Linked DNA regions of Homo sapiens: region 1 is linked to region 2. Evidence: chromatin loops called from intact Hi-C (ENCODE). Cell type or tissue: dorsolateral prefrontal cortex. All regions are shown on one strand. Region 1 has its middle 54 kb from the start of PTPRT-DT. Region 2 overlaps PTPRT-DT (PTPRT divergent transcript).

Region 1 (2,500 bases), 51 kb before region 2:
AGAAGGAATTGGCAGATAGCACAGGTCAGCAAAAAACCCTCTGGGGACACTCAGAAATGTTCAGGACTTTGAGATATGCTGAGGGGGTGGACGGGGAGTCAGGGCAAGAAATGAGACTTGAGATTGTTCTTGTGATTTTTTTTTTTTGAGATGGAGTCTCACTGTGTCACCCAGGCTGGAGTGCAGTGGCGCAATCTCCGCTCACTGCAACCTCAACCTCCTGGGTTCAAGCAGTTCTCTACCTCAGCCCCCCAAGTAGCTGGGATTACAGGCATCTGCCACCACGCCCAGCTAATTTTTGTATTTTTAGTAGAGACAGGGTTTCACCATCTCGGCAAGGCTGGTCTTGAACTCCTGACCTCGTGATCCACCCGCCTTGGCCTCCCAAAGTGCTGGGATTACAGGCGTGAGCCACCGCACCCAGTTGTAATTTTTTTGTGTGTGGCAAAATATGCATAACATAAAATGTACCATTTTAACCATTTTCGGTGTGCAATTCCGTGGCATTAAGTACATTCACGATGTTGTACAACCGTCACCACTGTCTAGTTCCAAAACATTTTCATTGCCCCACACAGAAACCTCATTGACAGTGATTCCCCATTCCTCCCTCCCTCAGCCCCTGGCAACTACTAATCTGCCTTCTGTCTGCATGGATTTGTCTATTCTGGACATTTCATATTAATGGGATCATACAATATGTGCTTTTTGTGTCTGGCTTAGCATAATGTTTTCGAGGTTCATCGTGTTGTAGCATGCATTAGTATTCCATTCCTTTTTAATCTCATGCTGCACAGAGCCTGCTACCCCAGACACACAGATAAAAACTTATCCCACCCTTTTCCCTCCTTCACAAATTTACTTCCACCTGTTGAAGCCCCAGGGTCCTCTCCAAGTGGAGGAAAGTGCGGCTGGGTTGCGCCCAGGAGTGGTGATGTTTTGTTTCACTTGGAGGATGTGTGAGATTCTGGGCTCTGGGCTGGCACTAACCCTGAGCACTGCCAGGGGGCAGCATGTTCCTGTGAGCCTGCATGCCCGCCCTCAGAGGAGCCAATATTTATGAAGCTGTTGGGCTTTGAGTACATTTACCGCCTTTCCATCATGCATGTTTCAGACGTTGTGCTCCAGCCAAACAAATTGTCCAGGCTTAATTTCTGAGAAATCATTGTCAAGAATTGCTGAACCTTTAATTCTAAAGCACATATTTATACGGGGCTTCAAAACTCACATCTCTGCACACGATTACAAATGGAAGGGAGAGGAAGTTTAATCAGGAATGAGATTAGGTTTGAGCAGGGAGGGCAGTGGGGTGGCAGTGGGGATGGTGGTGGACCTGGAGTGAGAAGGCGAGTATTTGGCGAACCTGATTCAGGGGCAGCCTCCAATGAGCAGGGGCTAAGGGTCGAGACTCCCTTTGGTCTTGGACTGATGGACAAACTGGTTTGAAAAAATAATGTGTGAGAGGAGCAGAGCTTGGGATTCATGGGATGCCCAGAGTTTTGGGGGGAAGTGGCTCATTTAGCATTTGTTGTTTGGCCTCTGCCTCCTGGAGATGCTTGCCTGCCTGCAACCATCTGCCCTCGCTGCCCAGTGGGTGTCCCCTGCTCTATCCAGGTGTCTGCCCTCTGCTTAGGTTGAAGGGAGCAGGTAAGGTCACACTGGCAAAAGGCAGTTGGAGTCCCCACCCCAGATAAAAGAAGGCAGGGAGATTCTTGCTAATCGAGGCCATCTCGCCCCCTGCTCCCCTCCCCACTGTGCTAGCTCAGTGTCAGGAGGCCTGTGCATAAACTGCCTTCCCTGGGAGGTATTGGGTATGGCACAGTAAAGACAGAGCTACTCTGCCCCAGCTTCAGGATGGAGTGGATATAGGAAGAGGAGGAAGCCTTGGGCTTAGAGGCAACAGAGCTTCTAGCTAGACTTGCTGTGTGGCTGTGGCAAGTCTTGCTCCCTGTCTGGGCCTAAAGTTTCTCATCTATTAAGTGCGTATTCTGGACCCCTTCAGATTCAGAAGCAAACATGACTGAGCAGCTTTTATATGCCAGACACTTTGCTAAGATCTCTCACATCCACAATGTTTTAACTCTCAAAACCGACCCCCAGGGAGGCATTATGATCCCCATTTTACAGATGAGAAAGAAAGCAGGGGTCTTAGCAAAGGATGGCACAGGGATGACAGGAACTGTGGATCCTCACATGCCCTTCTGAGGTCATGAGGCAGTTTGCCCCTGACCCCTGGGTCCCCTGCCTGGTGCTCTCCAAGTGGGCACTACGTGGGGGGCTCTCAGTGTGCATCCTGCTCTGGGGCCACCGTGAAGCAAATTCTGGTCCTGGGGACTTGTGGCCACCTTGACTTTAAAAGGTTCATCTTAGAAAGATAATCTTTATTACAAAAGTCAGCCTTATTCACAGTGCTCCATACAAAATTATCAAACTTTTAAAGGGAAGAAAGATAAATCCACATTATATTATTTGACACAGAGGGCAGTATAGCTTTATGAAC
Region 2 (2,500 bases):
CAGCCACCCCCAACACAGGAAGTGAACCTTCCCGCCCTTCCTACATGGAGAGTCTTTGCCCTTCTTGAGCTTCAGTGTCCTCATGTGTAAGATGGGGATCAAACAATAGCTACATCACTAGACTTTCCTCACTGGACTTTATTTGATACTTTAAACATAGAATACACTCTACTAGATACATGGTTTGGAAATCTAATTAGTAAGGCACGTGGCCCCAGCAGATGTCTTCCCCCTGGTGCTCTGCTCCCCACTGGAGGGCTGACCGCTGGGGGCGAGGCAGGGCTGGGGAGATGGGGACCAGCTCTGGGGTTGTTACCCCTTTCTCTTTGTCCAGTCTCCTCCACCAGATTGTAAGCTACATGATGGCAGTTACCATGTCTGTTGTTTAGGCTGCAAACCCACAGCCCTAAGATCCCTGACACACATCAAAAGGCCAGCACACTTGTTGAAAGGATGCCCCAAGTTTCAGGTTTCCCCTAAAACTGCTCGACAGAGAGATCTGTAGCTGAAATGTCTGGACACTCCTGTCTTGGTCCCTGACACAACTGAAAGGGAAGCCACTGGGCAGATATGGAAACTGACACACGGAGAGGTCTCGCCAAAGGTTTCATGGGGTTAAGGACACAGTCCAAAGATAAGAGGCCTGCTGTCTGAGCATAACTAAAAGAGTTTGTAGGGCAGAATGCCATCTCTTACAAAGCTCACCCTGCCTCCTTCCTTCAGCACTGATGCAATGCTGGGCCCAGCCCCTAGCCAAGCAAATCTTGGTCATGTCCCAGCTCCCTGGGCTGATGGGGTCAGAGGGGAAAGAGGGCTCCCTGTGCAGGAGGGTGGGAGATGATGCTGTAACTTTCCATTAGTTCCCTCCCCTGAGAAGCCAGCTAGCTGGAAGCTTTGTGTAAGGCATCTTCAGCCCTGTGCCAGCCCTCTCTCTCCACCCCCACACCCCCATCTCCTAGCAGCCCTGTGGTAAGTGTCCAGGTTCCCTTTGGCAACTCAAGTCTTGTAGAACACATGAAGAGGAGACAACATTTCCACAATGTAAAAAGCACCACCACAGTGACCTGCGCTGGGGAACATGCCTTGAGCAGGAAGGGCCCGCTGGCCAAAGTTCCAAAGGGAAGCCCTAAGGGCTAGTGTGAGTTTCCCAGGGAGATGATACAGTGCAGGGCTTCCAGGCAGAGGGACTGGCCGGTGCAAAAGCGTGGCAGTGCTGTGGGTGCCAGAGCCTGGCCGGGCAGCAGGTGGCAGCACGTGCTACTGAAGGAGAGGGGGCAGTTTCTCGGAGTAGAGGGAGGTTTAGAAAGCACAGAGGGTCACGGTTCATGACCACGGTGCACCTGGGCAGGTAAGTCCTGGTGCAGGATCAGGTCCCACTCCACCAGCTCAGTGACTACTGAATTTTTTTTTTCCCCTCGGGGCCACATGAACCCCATTCAGACCTGGGGGATTTGTCTGCAGTGATATCACATCCCTAAAGCAGGAGTGCAGGGGGGTGCCAAAGGGCGTTGCTCTGAGGATGCTGTGAGAACTGCTATTTTATAGTTTTCCAGAAAGCTTGAGAGAGGGGATGAATTGGCAGGAGCCCAAGAAAGTGGCAACAAGTTACAAGTGTGACACCAAGCTCTTTAGTGGCTTAGAAATCTCCCCACCCGGGTCATCCCCTGGGATCTGCCATGACTGGGGTCGCTTGTGGTGGTCTTGGGTCAGGCCTCTCCTCGCACACTTCCTAACTGCTCATCTGCCCAAGGCAGGGTTAGAATGAGTGAGTGATGGAGCAAACAGCTGGAAGCTCAGCTCTGAGCAGAAGGGATCTTTCCATTCCAATTGTCCCTAAGGGCTATAGCATTGTGGTATCCCCAGAGAACAGCACAGAGTAAGGCACACAATTAAATGCACCATAAATATTGGTAGAATTATTAATCTCCAAAGCAGCTTGTAAAAGGTTCAACTCCCAGGCCACCCCCGACAGGCCTGCCAAATTCCACTCTCCCCAGCAGGGGTCTGGGAAGCAGGACTTGGAGAAATCTTCCTGGTAGTTCTTTGACCAGGCAAGTGTGGGAGGCACTGGCTGGTCCAACAGGCTAGTCCAAGCACGTCAGCTTTTGAAAGTGGTCACGGTCATGGTGGTGGTGGTGGGAGTCGGGGTCCGGAGAGGGGTGGAAGAATTTGCCTGGGATTGTAAATTGGGCTTCCATGCCAGGGAACTGGGCCACTTTACCTAGTGGGGACTGGGAACTGGGGACTGACAGAGTGACGCCCTGTGTTCTCTGCCATGCCAACTTGGGTCCAGAGCCTGGGGCTCCCCACTTTTGGAAACCCTGCCATGCTTGATTTTCACAATTCACTTACAGTCTCCCCAGTCCAGTCCCTGGTACCCCAACAAGGATGGGGGTGGGGGGCTGTGCTGACACAGAAGAAGGAGGGCTTTGGCCAGGTAGCAAAGTGTTCACAAAGTGTGAATCCCTTAAGCATTTCTGGGTATCCCTGCCCCTGGCTT

The links. A loop is a pair of places that touch in the nucleus more often than their neighbours do. Peaks named below come from ENCODE experiments on the same cell type or tissue, not always from the same donor. Only the 100,000 strongest peaks of a DNase experiment are listed, where the experiment ranks them.
Region 1: a loop joins it to region 2, with 2.1 times the contacts of the local background. A loop is called at or near these places in 4 of 110 quality-filtered maps.

What each region holds. Positions count from the first base shown.
Region 1 is chr20:43,242,374-43,244,873 of GRCh38, reverse strand. No RefSeq gene overlaps it. Among named protein-coding and RNA genes, the nearest start is that of PTPRT-DT, 54 kb to the right of the region's middle. In dorsolateral prefrontal cortex, a CTCF peak has its summit at 990; a DNase peak (open chromatin) is centred at 1,003; H3K4me3 peaks cover 453 bases.
Region 2 is chr20:43,190,894-43,193,393 of GRCh38, reverse strand. The region is part of intron 1 of PTPRT-DT (PTPRT divergent transcript); the gene reads right to left. Among named protein-coding and RNA genes, the nearest start is that of PTPRT-DT, 2.1 kb to the right of the region's middle. In dorsolateral prefrontal cortex, a CTCF peak has its summit at 1,258 (motif pointing right); a DNase peak (open chromatin) is centred at 1,163; H3K4me3 peaks cover 231 bases; H3K27ac peaks cover 28 bases; H3K27me3 peaks cover 558 bases.